Regions from separate parts of the Homo sapiens genome. Here region 2 is linked to region 1. The links are chromatin loops, found by intact Hi-C in ENCODE. Cell type or tissue: mammary epithelial cell. All regions are shown on one strand. Each heading gives the region's core, and the rest is flanking DNA. Links, peaks and the distances in the headings are about the cores only. Region 1 has its middle 10 kb from the start of KANK3. Region 2 overlaps HNRNPM (heterogeneous nuclear ribonucleoprotein M).

Evidence for each region. A loop is a pair of places that touch in the nucleus more often than their neighbours do. Peaks named below come from ENCODE experiments on the same cell type or tissue, not always from the same donor. Only the 100,000 strongest peaks of a DNase experiment are listed, where the experiment ranks them.
Region 2: it touches region 1 in a loop (5-fold over the local background); 4 of 110 quality-filtered maps call a loop at or near these places.

What each region holds. Positions count from the first base shown.
Region 1 is chr19:8,348,613-8,358,060 of GRCh38, forward strand. No RefSeq gene overlaps it. Among named protein-coding and RNA genes, the nearest start is that of KANK3, 10 kb to the left of the region's middle. RefSeq lists an enhancer at 5,517-5,596. In mammary epithelial cell, for the core only: a CTCF peak has its summit at 5,522 (motif pointing right); DNase peaks (open chromatin) are centred at 5,501 and 7,219; H3K27ac peaks cover 1,432 bases.
Region 2 is chr19:8,484,009-8,493,456 of GRCh38, forward strand. It overlaps HNRNPM (heterogeneous nuclear ribonucleoprotein M), which reads left to right. Exons shown (of 16, transcript NM_005968.5): 14 at 1,595-2,397; 15 at 3,016-3,067; 16 at 4,683-5,106. The coding sequence ends at 4,846. PRAM1 (PML-RARA regulated adaptor molecule 1) reads right to left here. Exons shown (of 10, transcript NM_032152.5): 5 at 7,092-7,149; 6 at 6,879-6,987; 7 at 6,586-6,748; 8 at 6,468-6,501; 9 at 6,330-6,364; 10 at 6,048-6,218. The coding sequence ends at 6,181. Among named protein-coding and RNA genes, the nearest start is that of PRAM1, 14 kb to the right of the region's middle. RefSeq lists enhancers at 3,172-3,261, 3,552-3,601. In mammary epithelial cell, for the core only: a CTCF peak has its summit at 7,741; a DNase peak (open chromatin) is centred at 5,643; H3K27ac peaks cover 1,118 bases.

The DNA of each region.
Region 1 (9,448 bases), core at 665-8,664:
AGACAGGTGAGCGCCACTGCACATGTATAGTTTTATTATCCAAATGTGAATCTGTAGACACTGGAGTTTAGTCTTGCCCATTCAAAAAGAAAATGATATGTCTTTTAAGCTCCCCCTGCCCGTTTTTTTTTTTTTTTTTTTGAGACGGAGTCTTGCTCTGTTACCAGGTTAGAGTGCAGTGGCGTGATCTTGGCTCACTGCAACCTCCATCTCCCAGGTTCAACCGATTCCCCTGCCTCAGCCTCCAGAGCAGCTGGGACTACAGGCACAAGCCACCATGCCCAGCTAATTTTTTGTATTTTAGTAGAGATGGGGTTTCACCATGTTGGTCAGGATGGTCTCGATCTCCTGACCTTGTGATCGACCAGCCTCAGCCTCCCATAGTGTTGGGATTACTGGCACGAGCCACCGCGCCCGGCCTAAGCCTGTTTATTTATTTATTTATTTATTTTTAATTTTATTTTTTTGAGATGCAGTTTCACTCTTGTTGCCCAGGCTGGAGTCCAGTGGTGCAATCTTGGCTCACTGCAACCTCTGCCTCTTAGATTCAAGCGATTCTCCTGCCTCAGCCTCCTGAGTAGCTGGGATTACAGGCATGCGCCACCACGTCCGGCTAATTTTTGTATTTTTAGTAGAGATGGAGTTTCTCCATGTTGGCCAGGCTGGTCTGGAACTCCCGATCTCAGGTGATCTGCCCACCTGGGACTCCCAAAGTGCTGGGATTACAGGTGTGAGCCACCGCGCCCGGCCTAAGCCTCTTTTAATTCACAGGTTCCTCTCCATCCCTCCCTTTCCCTTACAATAGAAGCATTGCATGCCTGGGCATGGTGCCTCACACCTGTAATCCCAGCACTTTGGGAGGCCGAGGCAGCAGGAACGGTTGAGCCCAGGAGTTCGAGATTATCCTGGGCAATATAGTGAGACCCCCCATCTCTACAAAAACTACAAAAATTAGCTGGGTATGGTGGCATGCACCTGTAGTCCCAGCTACTGGGGAGGCTGAGGTGGGAGGATCGCTCGAGCCCAGGTGATCAAGGCTGCAGTGAGCTGTGATCACATCACTGCACTCCAGCCTGGGAAACAGAGTGAGACCCTGTGAAAGAAAGAAAGAAAGAGAGAAAGAGAGAAAGGGAGGAAGGGAGGAAGGGAGGAAGGGAGGGGAAGGGAAGGAGGAAGGAAAGAAGGAAGGAAGGAAGGAAGGAAGGAAGGAAGGAAGGAAGGAAGGAAGGAAGGAAGGAAAAAAAAAAAAAGGATCGCACAATTGGCTGCTTGTCCTGAAGTGTTTCCTATGGTCTAAATGTTGCTGATCCTACACTCATTGTGTAGTTAGTTCAGGATGTTCTTCTGTCCTTGGTATTCCCTGCAAATTGGCGGTTGCTTCTAGAACTGGGGTCAGACTCAGATTTGATTACTTTGACATGACTACTGATGGCGTTCTGTTCTTTCACTAGGAGGCTTGTGATGTTTGGCTGTGCCTCCTTTCCTCAGTCCAGTAGCCATCGAGAATTAACTCCTTAGAGATTACAAAATAGTGATGTCATATCTCTTGTGTTTCTTCCTTCTTTATTTACTTATTTAATTTTTTTTATGAGATGGAATCTCGCTCTGTCACCCAGGCTGGAGTGCAGTGGCACAATCTCAGCTTACTGCAACCTCTGCCTCCCAGGTTCAAGTGATTCTCCTTCCTCAGCCTCCCTAGTAGCTGGGATTACAGGCTTGTGCCACCACGCCTGGCCATTTCGTCCTTATTTGTTAGTTGAATTCTTTTTTTTTTTTTTATGCAAGATACTTCTTCTTATGTACTATCTGGTTTTCCAGTGACACTTTTAGAGAAGAAAGGCAAGATAAAAACCTGATTATTGGCCAGGTGCAGTGACACATTCCGGTAATCCCAGCACATTGGGAAGCTGAGGCAGGAGGATCGCTTGAGCCCAGGAGGTCGAAGTTGCAGTGAGCCATGATTGAGCCACTGTACTGCAGCCTGGGCAACAGAGTGAGACCCTGTCTCATAACATAAAATCATTATGGCTGGCACAGTGGCTCACGCCTGTAATCCCAGCACTTTAGGAGGCTGAGGCGGACAGATCACTTGAAGCCAGGAGTTCGAGACCAGCCTGGCTAACATGGTGAAACCCTTCCTCTACTAAAAACACACAAAAAATTTAGCCAGGCATGGTGGTGCATGCCTGTAGTCCCAGCTACTCCAGAGGCTGAGGCATGAGAATCACTTCTCTTGAACCCAGGAAGCAGAGATTGCAGTGAGCCAAGATCACACCACTGCACTTCAGCCTGAAAGACAGAGACTCTGTCTCAAAATAAAAAAGAAGAGAAAGGTAGGAGGGTCAGAGTTATAGAAGGTGTTATGATGGAAGCAGAGGGGTGTGTGTTTGTGTGTGTGTGTGTGTGTGTGTGAGAGAGAGAGAGAGAGAGAGAGAGACAGAGAGAGAGAAAAGGAGATTGGAAATTGCGGCCAGAGTGGTGGCTCATGCCTGTAATCCCAGAATGTTGTGAGGCTGAGGCAGGCGGATCACTTGAGTTCAGGAGTTCGAGACCAGCCTGACCAATATGTTGAAACCCTCGTCTCTACTGAAAATACAAAAATTGGCCAGGCGCGGTGGCTCACGCCTGTAGTCCCAGCACTTTGGGAGGCCAAGGCAGGCGGATCACGAGGTCAGGAGATTGAAACCATCGTGGCTAACACGGTGAAACCCCGTCTCTACTAAAAATACAAAAAATTAGACGGGCGTGGTGGCGGGTGCCTGTAGTCCCAGCTACTCAGGAGGCTGAGGCAGGAGAATGGCATGAACCCGGGAGGCGGAGTTTGCAGTGAGCCAAGATCGCACCACTGCACTCCAGCCTAGGTGACAGAGCGAGACTCCGTCTCAAAAAAAAAAAACAAAATTTAGCTGGGCATTGTGGCGTGCGCCTGTAATCCCAGCTCTTCAGGAGGCTGAGGCAGGAGAATCACTTGAACTCAGGAGGCAGAGGTTGCAATGGGCTGAGAGTGCAGTATTGCACTCCAGCCTGTGGTGGTGGGCGCCTGTAATCCCAGCTACTCAGAATCCCACCACAGGTGCTCAGCACACAGTAGACACTCAATAAATTTTCACTGAATGGAAAGATTGAAAGGTGATTTCAAGCTCCCTGCAGACCAAGAATTTCTGAAGAGTATTCCTGCCTAGCTAGCCAGTGGGGAGAGGTATAAGAAAGAAAAGGGGCCGGGCACGGTGGCTCATGCCTGCATGCCCAGCAATTTGGGAGGTTGAGGTGGGCGGATCACCTGAGGTCAGGCGTTGGAGACCAGCCTGGCCAACATGGCGAAACCCCATCTGTACTAAAACTAAAAAATGTATCCGGGCATGGTGCTGTGCACCTGTAATCCCAGCTACTCAGGAGGCTGAGGCAGAGGTTTCAGTGAGCGAAGATCGCGCCACTGCACTCCAGCCTGGGTGACAGAGCGAGACTCTGTCAAAAAAAAAAGAAAGAAAGAAAAGAGAGACAAAGAAAGAAAGAAAGAAAGAAAGAAAGAAAGGAGGGAGGGAGGGAAGGAAGGAAGGAAGAGAGAAAGGGGGGAAAAGAAGAAAGAAAAAGAGGGAGGGAGGGAAAGAGAAAGAAAGAAAAAGAAGGAAAGAAAAAGGAAGAAAGGAGGGAGGGAGGGAAGGATGGAAGGAAGAAAGAGAGAAAGAGGGGAGAAAAGAAAGAAAGAGAGAGAGGGAGGGACGGAAATAGAAAGAAAGAAAGAGAAAGAAAGAAAGAAGGAAAGAGAAAGAAAGAAAGAAAAGGAATTTTGCTTGCGTGGGTGAGGAAGATGCTCTTAGACCTCTTAAACAACTTCCCTCCTCCCCCACATTCCTAATACCCTGGGTGTTCATGGTAGAAAATGTGACCCTTCTCTCTCCCACCCTGTCCCAGGCTGAGGCTTGAGTCAGAAAAGAAAAGAGAGAGGGAGGAGGTTCCCGGGCACTCCAGAATACATTGAACCCCTTGGGAGCCACTTTCAGCTCCTTTGCCATTTTAGGGGCCTCCTGGAAACTCCAAGGCACCCCTGCCCCCATCTGGAATGCTTAACTGCCCAGAGAGACTGCGCCTGTCTCTGAACAGTTTTTTTTTTTTTTTTTTTTTTTTTTTTGAGACAGTCTCGCTCTGTCGCCAAGGCTGGAGTACAGTGGCGCGATCTCAGCTCACTGCAAGCTCCGCCTCCCGAATTCAAGCAATTCTTCAGCCTCAGTCTCTCCAGTAGCTGGGATTACAGGCACCTGCTATCAGCCCAGCTAATTGTTTGTATTTTTAGTAGAGACAGGGTTTCACCATGTTGGCGAGGCTGGTCTCAAATTCCTGACCTCAGGTGATCCGCCCACCTCTGCCTCCCAAAATGCTGGGATTACAGGCGTGAGCCATTGTGCCCGGCCTGTCTCAGAACATTGACACCCCTGACATGAGAGCTAATTGGCCCCAGTCAGGAGCTTCAAAAGACAGCATTGGCCAGTTGTGGTGTGCATGCCTGTAATCCTAGTGCCTCGAGAGGCTAAGACAGGAGAATTGCTTGAGGCTGAGAGTTTGAGACCAGCCTGGGCAACAAAGCAAGACCCTGTCTCTAGAAAATTTATTTATTTATTTTTGAGACAGAGTCTTGCTCTGTCGCCCAGGCTGGAGTGCAGTGGCGCAATCTCGGCTCACTGCAAGCTCCGCCTCCAGGGTTCAAGCAATTCCCCTGCCTCAGCCTCCCTAGTAGCTGGGATTACAGGCACCTGCCACCATGCCTGGCTAATTTTTTGTATTTTTAGTAGAGATGGGGTTTCACCGCATTAGCCAGGATGGTCTCCATCTGCTGACCTCGTAATCCACCCGCCTCGACCTCCCAAAGTGCTGGGATTACAGGCATGAGCCACTGCACCCAGCAGACATTTTTAAAAATTAGCTGGGGATGGTAGCATGTTCCCGTAGTCCCAGCTACTCAGGATGCTGAGATGGCAGAATTGATTGAGCCCAGGAATTTGAGGCTACAGTAAGCTATGATCACGCCACTGCACTGCAGCCTGGGCCAAGAGCAAGACTGTCTCAACCGGGGTGCAGTGGCTCACGCCTATAATCCCAGCAATTTGGGAGGCTGAAGCGGGTGGATCACTTGAAGTCAGGAGTTTGAGACCAGCCTGGCCAACATGGTGAAACCTCATCTCTACTACAAATACAAAAGTTAGTCGGGTGTGGTGGCGTGCGCCTGTAGTCCCAGCTACTTGGGAGGCCAAGGCAGGAGAATCCCCTGAACCCGGGAGGTGTAGGTTGCAGTGAGCCGAGATCGCGCCACTGTACTCCAGCCTGGGCGACAGAGCGAGACTCTGTCTCAAAAATCATCATCGTCGTCATCATCTCCACTTCCCCCTTGATTTACTCAGTCTTCTCGAGCCTCCCACAGCGGGCGGGCAGCCGCCAGGAGGCCTTGAACTTCCTCTCAGGCGCCTGGGATCAGCGGGAAAGGAGCGCGTCTGAGCGGCCAGAACAGCTGCTCTCGAGTTCACCACCAGAGGGCGCTGCTATCTAGGGTAAACCCCCCGGGGCCGCGGTTGTCAAACCGGGTATATACAGAGAAGGAATTTTCGGGGTGGGGGGTAGTGGGGGAATCTATCTCTAGCTTTTTCTTATTGTTGTAAAAATAATTTCCCAAAAATAAAAATAGGCTGGGCGCGATGGCTCACGCCTGTAATCCCAACACTTTGGAAGGCCGAGGCGGGTGGATCACTGGAGATCAGGAGTTCAAGATCAACATGGTGAAACCCAGTCTCTGCTAGAAATACAAAAATTAGCCGGGCATGGTGGCCAGCAGCTGTAATCCCAGCTACTCAGGAGGCTGAGGCATAAGAACCCCCTGAAGCTGGGAGGCATAGGTAGTAGTAAGTCGAGATCGCCCCACTGCACTCCAGCCTGGGTGACAGAACAAGACGCTGTCTCAAATAAATAAATAAATAAATCGTAAATTACAAAACAATGACAAGCTTTAAAAATAGGCCAGGTACGGTGGCTCACGCCTGTAATCCCAGCACTTTGGGAGGCCGAGGCGGGCGGATCATGAGATCAGGAGATCAAGACCATCCTGGCTAACACGGTGAAACCCCATCTCTACTAAAAATACAAAAAATTAGCTGGGCCTGGTGGCGGGCACCTGTAATCCCAGCTACTCGGGAGGCTGAGGCAGGCGAATGGCATGAACCCAGGAGGTGGAGCTTGCAGTGAGCCGAGATAGTGCCACTGCACTCCAGCCTGGGCGACAGAGTGAGACTCCGTCTCAAAAACAAAACAACAACAAAATTAAATGAAAAATAAAATAAAAGAGGTCACGGTTTTGGGCACCGTTAATTCCAGCTAGTGAGCAGGCTGAGATGGGAGGATTTCTTGGGCCCAGTAGTTCCAATCCAGCCTTGGCAACACAGCAAGACATCCCACCACCACCCCACGTGCCCTCCCCCGCCACCGTCTTAAAAGACAGAAAGAGAGATTCAATGGTTTGGAACTAAAGAGAACTAGGTTCAAATCTTTTTTTTTATCTCTTTTTTTGAGATGGATTCTGGCTTTGTCACCCAGGCTGGAGTGCAGTTGTGCGATCTTGGCTCACTGCAGCCTCTGCCTCCTAGGTTAGAGCGATTCTCCTGCCTCCGCCTCCCAAGTAGCTGGGAGGTAGCACTCACCACCATGCCCAGCTAATATTTTGTATTTTTAGTAGAGAGAAGTTTTCACCAGGTTGGCCTGGCTGGTCTCAAACTCCTGATCTCAGGTAATCTGCCCACCTCAGCCTCCCAAATTGCTGGAATTACAGACATGAGCCACCACGCCTGGCCTAGGTTCAAATCTTGACCCTTCTGAGCTGTGTGACTTTGTCCAAATTCCTAAAGGTCTCAGAAGCTCAATTTATCTCCTTTCAGGGACCGACTTGAGGTTGAGATAAAATGGATTACACAAGTGTCTGATGGTGTAAAGGTGGCACTAAATAAATGTACGCTGCTACAGTTATTATTTCCTTAGTGACTTCATAGCTGTCTGCCCTGCAATGTACAAGTTCCCAGACTGGAAGGAATTATGGGGAAAAGCTAATAGGGGAGGGTGGAAAGGCAACCCCGTTCCCTTCTGAGCACCAGCCCAGATTCTGAGTCATCCTTTCTGCCCTGAGTGTTTGAGGTCCTGCTCTTGGGCTGACCTTTCTTGGTGACCTGGATGTGAGTACAGTGTGGCAGGAAGACTGTGGTTAGTTGCTGGGGGCGGTAGAGGCCAGTCACTGGACACGATGTGCCATTACATAGTCCTAACAACCTTGTGGGCTTGTCTGAGAAGAATCCTGCATGTCTCAAGCCAGAGAGAATTTTTCATGCTCTTCCTTGAACCTGAGTCATCTATTTCCTGTACACTTTGTCTAGGACTCTGTCAAGCATCTCTCAGTCTTAGGACCCCTGCTCCAGGAATCCTTACCTAATGGGATTGACATCTTTTCTATACTCTTCTAGGCCTGTGTGCTTACCCCATTGCAGCATTGACCATCTAGGATTCAACTTATGTAGTTAAATCTTAGCACCATTCATGGTGCCAATGAGCAAACAGATATCATGTGCCTCCTGATATCATACACTGAGAAGGACACAACATCACTGCCAAAAATACATAACAGGCACCTTAAGGGGAAGAAACATCTGCATCAGACAAATGCAAAATGGAGGACGTGCTACAAAAAACCGGTGTGTACATCTCGAAAATATCAGTGTTTGGCCAGGCATAGTGGCTTATGCCTGTTGTCCCAGCTACTCAGGAGGCTGAGGTGGGAGGATCACTTGAGCCCAGGAGGTTGAGGCTGCAGTGAGCTGTGATCTCACTGCTGCACTCCAGCCTTGGTGACAAAGTGAGACCGTGTCTCAAAAAATGCCAGTGCCCTGCCTGGTATAGCGAATGCACCTGTATTCCCAGTTACTCAGTAGGCTGAGGCAGGAAGATTGCTTGAGTCCAGATTTGAGACCAGCCTCGGCAACATAACAACGACCCTGTCTCAGATTAAAAAAAAAAAAAAAAAGGACCAACAGGATATGACAATGAAATGCAGTGGATGATTCTGGATAGGGTCCTGCTCATAAAAAACATGGCTGTGAGGCCGGGCGCGGTGGCTTACGCCTGTAATCCTAGCACATTATAGTGTATCCGGGAGGATCATGAGGTCAGAGTTCGAGACCGGCCTGACCAACATAGTGAAACCCCATCTCTACTAAAAATACAAAAATTAGCTGGGCATGGTGGCGTGTGCCTGTATTCCCAGCTACTCAGGAGGCTGAGGCAGGAGAATTGCTTGAACCCAGGAGGCTGAGGTTGTGGTGAGCTGAGATCATGCCACTGCATTCCAGCCTGGGCAAAAGAGGGAGACTCAGTTTTTTTTAAAAAAACAAAACAAAACAAAAAACAGCTGTGGCCAGGCACAGTGGCTCATGCCTGTAATCCCAGGTCTGTGGGATGCCGGGGTGGGAGGATCGCCTGAGTTCAGGAGTTCAAGTTTGAGACCAGCCTGGGCAATGTAACTAAACCCTGTCTCTACCAAAAAATACCAAAATTAGCCTGGTGTGGTGGCATGTGCCTGTAGTCCCAGCTGCTCAGGAGGCTGAGGCAGGAGGATCACTTGAGCCCAGGAGTTGGAGGCTGCAGTGAGCTATAATCGCACCACTGCACTCCAGCCTGAATGACAGAGTGAGACCCTGTCTCCAAAACAAAGGAAAACAAACAGAAACACAAACCACAGCTGTTCAGGTCATGCTTGACACAATTGATGAAACTGGAATATGGACCATAGATTAGATAACAGTACTATGTCAGGGTCAAATTTCCTGAAATTGCTAGCTGTACCACGGTTATATAAACACTTTTTTTTCTTAGTAAAGGGCAAAAGGCACACGTTATGTGTGCAATATATCCTTAAGTGGGTCAGAAAAAGAAGATGTACAAAAAAGTGTGTATTATCTCACCCTGCATGAGTGTATTATATAAATATATAAGAATACGTCTCTATGTGAGTGTATTTTATCTATCTATGCACTTATGCACTTATGTATTACGTATACGTGTGTGTGTGTTGTTGTTGTTTTGTTTCTTGTTTTTTTTGTTTTTGAGACAGAGTCTCGCTCTGTTGCCCAGGCTGGAGTGCAGTGGCCTCATCTCGGCTCACTGCAAGCTCCACCTCCTGGGTTCACGCCATTCTCCTGCCTCAGCCTCCTGAGTAGCTGGGACTACAGGTGCCTGCCACCACGCCTGGCTAATTTTTTGTATTTTTAGTAGAGACGGGGTTTCACCATGTTAGCCAGGATGGTCTCGATCTCCTGACCTCGTGATCCACCCGCCTCGGCCTCCCAAAGTGCTGGGATTACAGGCGTGAGCCATCGCGCCCGGCCTTTTTTTTTTTTGAGATGGAGTCTTGCTCTGTCACCCAGGC
Region 2 (9,448 bases), core at 1,050-9,049, 140 kb after region 1:
CTGCATACCTCCAGAGTGCTGGGATGACAGATGTGAGCCACCACACCTGGCCCAAATGTACTTTTTCAGCCTGATTTTCCCTCTGAGTATCTTGGCATCTCACCTCCTGACTTCTGTGTTGGGCTGGCTCTGGAGCTCCACGCTGGTACCATTTCCTCCCATTTCTTTTTTTTTTTTTTTTTTTGAGAGACGGAGTCTCACTCTGTCGCCCAGGCTAGAGTGCAGTGGCACGATCTCGGCTCACTGTGACCTCCGTCTCCTGGGTTCAAGCGATTCTCCTGCCTCAGCCTCCCAAGTAGCTGGGACTACGGGCGCACGCCACCATACCCAGCTAATTTTTGCAATTTTAGTAGAGATGGGGTTTCACCATGTTGGCCAGGCTGGTCGCGAACTCCTGACCTTGTTCCGCCCGCCTTGGCCTCCCAAAGTACTGGGATTACAGGCATGAGCCACCACACCCAGCTGCCCCACCTCATTTCTGATGCCTTTGGGCAAAGTGCCCATTCTCGCTAGGTTCCTTATACTGTGGGGAAGTTCTGAGACGTCTCCCCTCTGAAAGTCACACATTCTTAGAGTCGGGCCTGCTTTGGCCGCTCACTGTGTGCTGTGCAGCTAGAGAAGCAGGCGCGGTGTGGCCAGTTACAGAGCCAGTTAGAGAAACTGCCCAGTTTCCTCTTGAATTGGTATCTTTGACTAGGCTGCTTGGGTCGGTCACAGGCTGGCTCTGGGCTGATGGCCACTCTCAGAGGCAAGCGACAGGGTTTCGGGGAGGAGCCCCAAACTCGGCATGTGGAAAGGGGTGGCCTTGCTGACGGAGCCAGACCCTGCTTTCCAGAGTTGCAAGCACCACGGGTGGGGGCGTCCCTTCGTTCTGCTGACTGACCCCCAGCCGCTACCAGAGCCCACTCTGCAGTGCCATCAACATCTTCTTTCCAAAGCCAGCAAGTCATTTGGTTTCCCTGACAATAGGGTCCCCAAAAGTGGCCAGCTGTGTGCATTTGTACACAGAGGATCTCTCGGTGTGTGTTTTTTTGACCTCTGCTTGATGGTGTGGCCGAAAATCCTTTCTCTGTGCCCTGGGAGCGCTGAGGAAATGCAGCCAGAGTGGCCCCCAGCAGAGCATCCTAGAGGGACAGGCTGGGAGGGGAAGGTGGGAGTGACTCCGACTTGTCTCCACATAACTCCTGTTCATTACCCTGGGTGGCCCCCCGAGTGGGGGGTGTCCATGCCTCCCCCTGGAGCATTTCTCAGTGTCTGCTGATGGAGAAACCTCAGATGTCTCAGGAATTGACGTCCATGGTTCACAAAGCTTGTCACAGACACTAGCACCTCACAGACACACATACAGGGGTGTTCTTTAGAAGTTGTGTTATGGAAATCTCAGCTGTGGCATAGAGCAGAGAGAATGCTGGGAGGCCCCCATGTGCCCACCACACAGCTGTAGCTGTTGTCAACATTTGAGGGGTGTCTTAATGGTAAATTATGGTGGGCCTTTACCCCTGATCCATGCCCATGAGCTGAAGTGGTCTGGCGTGTTGTGCACACGCACACTCAAGTTCTTGACACCCACCTGTGTTTTGTGTCCCTGTTTCAGGTGGAGGTGGAGGAAGCGTCCCTGGGATCGAGAGGATGGGTCCTGGCATTGACCGCCTCGGGGGTGCCGGCATGGAGCGCATGGGCGCGGGCCTGGGCCACGGCATGGATCGCGTGGGCTCCGAGATCGAGCGCATGGGCCTGGTCATGGACCGCATGGGCTCCGTGGAGCGCATGGGCTCCGGCATTGAGCGCATGGGCCCGCTGGGCCTCGACCACATGGCCTCCAGCATTGAGCGCATGGGCCAGACCATGGAGCGCATTGGCTCTGGCGTGGAGCGCATGGGTGCCGGCATGGGCTTCGGCCTTGAGCGCATGGCCGCTCCCATCGACCGTGTGGGCCAGACCATTGAGCGCATGGGCTCTGGCGTGGAGCGCATGGGCCCTGCCATCGAGCGCATGGGCCTGAGCATGGAGCGCATGGTGCCCGCAGGTATGGGAGCTGGCCTGGAGCGCATGGGCCCCGTGATGGATCGCATGGCCACCGGCCTGGAGCGCATGGGCGCCAACAATCTGGAGCGGATGGGCCTGGAGCGCATGGGCGCCAACAGCCTCGAGCGCATGGGCCTGGAGCGCATGGGTGCCAACAGCCTCGAGCGCATGGGCCCTGCCATGGGCCCGGCCCTGGGCGCTGGCATTGAGCGCATGGGCCTGGCCATGGGTGGCGGTGGCGGTGCCAGCTTTGACCGTGCCATCGAGATGGAGCGTGGCAACTTCGGAGGAAGCTTCGCAGGTTCCTTTGGTGGAGCTGGAGGCCATGCTCCTGGGGTGGCCAGGAAGGCCTGCCAGATATTTGTGAGAAATGTAAGTGGCTCTTGGGGAACTTCTTGGTGGTGGTGAGCATGAGGGGACAGGGGAGGCAAAGATCAGCAGGATGAAGTCAGAGGTGGCGCCCTTCAAAGGGGACCACACCTCCTTGCCACTGTCCCAAACGTTTTATGCTAGTGGGACAAGTAAGGAATGTGAGAACTGTGGGTTCTGGAAGAGCCTGGGCTTCTCCACTGTGCTAGAATATGGAGCAGACGCTGAGCTCAGAGACTCCAGTTTCTGATTGGTTGGCTTGAAGAGGCACTATGTGTTGCACGATGGTCCAGGGAAAGAAGTGGCTGTAACGGAATTATTTTCCCCAGCTCAGCCACCCTTAGCCACTATTTAGTGACTGTGGGCTGCGCACCGCAGGCCTGAGTGTCCCATCCTGCACGGTGCTCCCACAGGCAGAGCCCCAGGGAGGGAGCTGGCTGTGCCGCTTCACAGCCTTGTCCCACATGTATCTATTAGTTTCCTGCTGATCGCCTCAGTCTGAAGGGCAGCCAGCTTCTCGGTATAGTGAGAAATCTAGCATGGCCCTCAGAGCCAGCTGCAAGGCATGCCTTAGGATTTGGTTTAATCACGCATCAGTCTCCCTTTTCTTCTCCCCTTCAGCTGCCATTCGATTTCACATGGAAGATGCTAAAGGACAAATTCAACGAGTGCGGTAAGTGTTGGGAACGGCTTTGTAGGTGCTTCCCTCGTGCTTGTTGGTGACGCAGCCGAGTCAGCAGCAAAACCTCCCTCCCAGCCCCCTCCGTCGGCTCAGGACCCATGGCCTTGCCATGTTCTGCCCACGCCAATGCTCAGGCAGGTTGTTGAGTGTCCTGTGATGTGTCACATGTTTTTCAGCTGTGTTCTCATTTCATCCTTACTTCCTTTTTTCTTTTTGAGTCTTTGAAACAAGGTAGTAGTGTCCCCATTTCACAGATGAGTCAGGCAGAGTCTTCCTTCTGAGGTTACCTGGCTTCTAGGTGGCAAGGCTAAATAAATACATCCCAGACGAGGTCGCTTTCCCCTCAGCACAGCTGGTGTGGGGCCTCGGAGAGAACACAGCCCAGCAGGTGCCATGGGGAGGCGGTGCAGGCTCTGGGCACACAGCAGCTCCTGTGAGGGTGAGGCTAAGGTCTTGTGGTTTCCTGGCACATCGGGCAACTCTTCTGGAGGGCTCTGTCTGTGGCTGAAAGCAAGTTGTCTTCCTTCCCTGCCCTCCAGGGTGAGCCCCCACCCCGCATGCACCACCTCTGTTCTTTTTAGCTAGAGGGGCCTGAGCTAGAGGTCTGGGCAGCTGCTTCCGCACTGTCCTCCCGCTTCCTGTTTCAGCAGTGGCTCCGATTTCACCACCATTGCTGCTTCTCCATGGTTCTTGGGGCAAGCCGTTGAGTCATGATCTGCCTCTTTGCTCCATTCTTCACCTCTTTCCCCACTCCTGAGTTCCCATGTTGTAGCTAGATATTCTGAAAAGGCCAGTGGGATCACAGCGCCCCCAGCCCCCACTTTTGCAATGCCTGGAGCGGCCCTGTGCCTTCAAGAGGAAGTCCAGACTCACAAGCCCCTTGAAGACCTGGTCCTATCCTCCTCCATCTCCCTCCTGTCCCAGAACCTGAGCGGCAAGTGCTGCACGTGTCCCGCAATGCTCTCGTGTGAGCCAATTACTGGCAAGTCTTCTTTCTGGTGAATTTCTGTGTAAGCTCACTCAGAACTTGCCCCTGAGGACCCCTCCACCCTACCTGCCCTGGGCCCTCTCTTAGGCACTGAGTTCCCACCTCTGGCATTGTGGCCCTACCACCTTTGGTACTCCTGGAGTAGAGCCTTTGCCCTCTAGGGCTCTGTCCACGGCGTTGACACATATCTGGATGCTTAACGGGTGCTCAAATGAATAAGTGAAACCTGCTGGCTTTCATTTGGACAGTACAGACGTGTCCATTGGATTGCGGATGGCTTTGTAACCAGGGGCGGTGGCATATCAAAAATGAAGACTTTGTAAAATGTATGGGAACTTTCTGCCTATAAAGCTGGCTTTACACTGCGCCTTCTTTTTTGAACTTCCTGAAGCGTAAAGGCGTGCATTGAATCCGCCAGGAAGGCTTTTCATGGGGCAGGGGCAGGCTCTGTTAGCAGAAGAATGGCAGTGTGGCTGAGGGGGCCGTAGTCATTGGTTCTCGCCATTGTATTCTGAGCCTTTGTGCTCTAGGCTTCAGGGCCTCTCCTTTTTGACTCTGTCCACCAAAATCTAACAAAATCGGGACTGAGTGTCGTCTCTTCTTCCCTCCCTGTCCTAGGCCACGTGCTGTACGCCGACATCAAGATGGAGAATGGGAAGTCCAAGGGGTGTGGCGTGGTTAAGTTCGAGTCGCCAGAGGTGGCCGAGAGAGCCTGCCGGATGATGAATGGCATGAAGCTGAGTGGCCGAGAGATTGACGTTCGAATTGATAGAAACGCTTAAGCAGTTGCCTTTTTTAAACATCGATACGAGACCTCTGAATTTGTATTTTTTCTTGTTAACCATTTTAATTTGTTGGCTGGATGTATAAAGATGTTTAAAAAATTCAGTTGCTTTTTGGGGTAATTTGAATTACTTTTTTAATGACTGGGGTTCCATTTGACTGTTTGCATTGAGATTGCAATGTGCGCAATTTTTTTTGTAGTTGTGGCATCTTGTTGACATCGAATATGACTTTGATAATAAATACCGGTTCCTGAAAACGGCCTGCTTGTGTGTGCTGTGTGGGCAACCACGCGAGGTGTGGGGAGCTGGGGTCACTCGAGCTTCCAGTCCAAGCAGCAGGGATCTCATCCCCTCTCTTGCTTGTCTGAGGCCCCAGGGGTGGGTGCCTGCCCACAGATGGGGGGAGACTCTTCCCTGGAAACTGCCTTCCTGTGGGCTGTAATCCCCCGGCTTACAATGGAGCGTTTGGCTGTTTAGAGCCTTCTGAGGCCAGGCGCGGTGGTTCATGGCTGTAGTCCCAGCTACTCAGGAGGCTGAGGCAGGAGAATCACTCGAACCCAGGAGGCGGAGGTTGCAGTGAGTGAGATCGCGCCACTGCACTCCAGCCTGGGCAACAGAGCAAGACTCCGTCTCAAAAAAAAAAAAAAAAAAGCCCCCCGAAAGCCATCCTGTCTCCCTGTTGTGAAGTTAACGCCCTGGGGCACAGGCCCTGCCTGAGTCAGGCTTGTTCTCTGGCTTTTTTTTTTTCCTGCTGAAACAGACCAAACTGTGTGCCACCTTCCATGCGTGTTCAGTCCTGCCAGAGGCTCAGGCCAAATCTGATTGATACCTGGGCTCTGTCAGAATTGGGTATAGGCCCCACCCCTTCCCCCAGTGAAGCGCTCTCAGGATCCACTCAGGCCAAGCAGGTGTGCATACCTGGCAAGGAGGCCTGGCTGCTGCTGTTCTGTTGGCTGTGGAGGGGCGCGTCCTGCCCGGCTGCCTGCCTGGTAGCACATGCTGTTCTGATCACCCGGAGCCCCCCTTGCTCACCAGCTTCTTGCCACCCTTTTCTCCCCACTGGCTTTTATCCCTGAGGGGTGAGACCATGGCAGGGTGACCCCAGACACACCCCCTTTTGTGTTTGGTCAGGGGGTTCCCGTGCCTTTGCTCCACTGTGTGCCAATCAGGAGGGAAAGAAAAGACAAGAAGCAGGGACTGCTTTAAACTGGGGCTTTATGTGGCCAGGTACAAGCCCAGGCAGCTCTGTGACTTTCCCGCGCCGGGATCCAGGGCTCCTGGGTGAGCGGGCGCTGGGCTGGCTGGCTGTCCTGGCCCCACGCCTACCGGTCTTACCGTCCCAGGGGGAGTGGTTGGTTTTCCAGGGGATCTGCCGAGGAAGCGTGACTTCCATGGACCCCTCTCCCCAGAAGCCCAATAGTGAGCAGCGCCCCCGGGGAATCGCCAGGGTCCCTCCAGCCCTCCCAGAGTGTCCACGTACCGCAGAAGTCGACATCATCGTACACCTCCGTCTCCCTGGCAGAGCACAGTTGGGTCAGCAAGGGGCACCGTGGCCCATTCCCCCCACCCTGCACCACACACCCCGCACTCCCCCACCACGGTCAGGGCTGGCACTCACAGGGGCAGGAGCGCTGTTCTGGGCACGTAGCCATCTGTGGAGAGAGTGGGCATGGTGGGTTCTGAGGCCCAGGGTGGCGGCGGGGACCTCCCGGGGCTGCGGGGCCGGGCGCACTCACATTTGCCTTTGGGGTCCCGGCACAGCATCTCCTCATTGCTGGTGAACTCGATCACCTCCAGGATCTCCCCGCGCCGGATCCCGAGGTGCTTGCCACCCCCGCGACGTGTCTTAGCGTTGGGGTCGATCATCATCTTCGTGTGAACCACGATCTCCCCTTCAAACTGGGGCGCGAGATGTTAGGGCCTCTGCTTGTGCTGCCGCCCTTGGGCCCCTGTCTTCTTTCTGAGCCTGGGATCGGTGGGACCCTGGTCTCCGCCCTGCCAGGACTCCTGCTTAGCTCAGAGGCCTCACCTTGAACTTCTTCCGGAACTCCCTCTCGGCCTTCTCTGCCTTCCTCAGCTGCTTCAGCAACTTTGGGTCCATGGGTGGCAACTGCTGTGGCTGGGGATCCTTCTCCTTCCTGATAGCCCCCACCAAGGAATTGTGTGCTCGTGAGCAAGTTGTGCTCCTCTGGGGGTTCCTGGAGCTCGCCCCCCGTCTGCCCACCCCCTCTGCCCATGGCACCTGAGCGCTGGGTCTTGTGGTGGCCTCCTGGCGGCTTGCTGAACTGAGGGCGCTTCATCTGGGGACAGTCAGGACTCCGAGTCAAGGCAGGGCCCGCCGGCTCAGCCTTTACCCTGGTAGCTGTTTTTTGTTTGTTTTTGTGTTTTTGTTTTGAGACGAAGTCTTGCTCTGTCACCCAGGCTGGAGTGCAATGGCACAATCTCGGCTCACTGCAACCTTCGCCTCCTGGGTTCAAGCGATTCTCCTACCTCAGGCTCCCGAGTAGCTGGGATTACAGGTGTCCATCACCACACCTGGCTGATTTTTGTATTTTTAACACAGACAGGTTTCACCATGTGGGCCAGGCTGGTCTTGAACTCCTGACCTCAGGCAATCCACTCGCCTCGGCCTCCTAAAGTGCTGGGATTACAGGCGTGAGCCACTGCGCCTGGCAGGTGGCTGGATCTTGAGTAAGGCCTCCCTGTGTCAGTTCTGAGGACTCCCCAAATCCCACCAGGTCCCCTCCCAAACCTCTCCCTGCCCACCTTCTTCCGCAAGCCTTTCTCAGGGGTCATGGGTTCTTCTGGATTGCCTTCCATTCCCTTAACTCCTGCCACGTGCTCAGCATGGTGGGAACTGCTGGGCCACGCCCCTCATGGCAGCCCTCTCAGCAACCTTGTTCATGCCAGTAGACGCCACTGTCATGCCCAACTTGTCCACAAGGAAATAAAGGCTCAGAGAGGTCAAGCAAACTGCCCAAGGTCACCCAGCTGGTAAATGGTAAAGGCAGGATTTATCTGTAGGCTTCGAGGCCATTTCACTTCTGCCTCCTAGAGCAAGTTGGGTCTAGGGTTCTTTTTTATTTTTTGAGACGGAGTTTTGCTCTTGTTGCCCAGGCTAGAGTGTGCAATGGCGCGATCTCAGCTCACTGCAACCTCCACCTCCTGGGTTCAAGCGATTCTCCTCCCTCAACCTCCCAAGTAGGTGGGATTACAGGCACATGCCACCACACCCGGCTAATTTTTTTTTTTATTTTTAGTAGAGACGGGTTTCACCATGTTGGCCAGGCTGGTCTCAAACTCCTGACCTCAGGTGATCCACCCGCCTCGGCCTCCCAAAGTGCTGGGATTATAGGCGTGAGCCACCGTGCCTAGCCGTTTTTTTTTTTGTTTCTTTTGTTTTTGTTTTTGTTTTTGAGACGGAGTTTCATTCTTGTTGCCCAGGCTGGAGTGCAATGGCATGATCTCAGCTCACTGCAACCTCTGCCTCCTGGGTTCAAGCGATTCTCCTGCCTCAGCATCCTGAGTAGCTGGGATTATAAGCACCCACTGCCACACCCAGCTGATTTTTGTATTTTTAGTACAGATGAGGTTTCGTCATGTTGGCCAGGCTGGTCTCTAACTCCTGACCTCAGGTGATGCCCCTGCCTCAGCCTCCCAAAGTGCTGGGATTACAGGCCTGAGCCACTGCACCCGGTAGGTTCTGGGGTTCTACTGTAATGAGATTTGGGTGAAAAACTAAGGCAGAAGGGAGGATGAGGAGAGGCTGGCCCATGGGTACAAAGTTACAGTTAGGAAGAAGAAATTGGGTGTTCCATTGCACAGGAGGGCAATGATAGTTGACAGTAAAATATCATGGCCAGGCATGGTGGCTCATGCCTGTCATCCCAGCACTTTGGGAGGCCAAGTCGGGCAGATCACTTGAGGTCAGGAGTTTGACAGCAGCCTGGCCAACATGGTGAAACCCTGTCTCTACTAAAAATACAAAAATTAGACGGGTGTGGTGGTGGGCGCCCATAATGCCAGCTACTCAGGAGGCTGAGGCAGGAGAATCGCCGGAACCTGGGAGCTGGAGGTTGCAGTGAGTCAAGATGGCGCCGCTGCACTCCAGCCTGGGCGACAGACCAGGACCCTGTCTCAAAATAGTAAATAAAAATAATTTTTAAAAGATGCTGCTAGGGTAAGCGTCCTGGACTGGTGACTGATGATGAGACTCTGGACTGAGGGGTCTCCCATGGTGCCAGTCTCCCTGTGCCACTTCCTGGCAAATGACCAGGCTCCCAAGTCAGAGCCCTGCTGGCCAAGGAATTGGCTTCAGGTGGGAGCCCCAGGAACCCTGGTGAGTGAAAGATCCAGAACCCAGAGCCCCAGCATGTCCTTTCCGAATGGCTCAAAGTATCCCGCCGGACATTTCAGGCCTGTAGTCCCTCCAAGCAGCCCAAGGAGCAGCACCTGAATCGTGCCCGCCAGATACCAGGCATGGCCATCCACAGTCTCACCTGGAACACACAGCCCCTCCAGCTGCTCCTGCCTCTCAGAGGCTTCCCTGGCCGTGAGCAGTCACTCCACCAGGAGCGAACCTGACCTTGGCACTCCAGG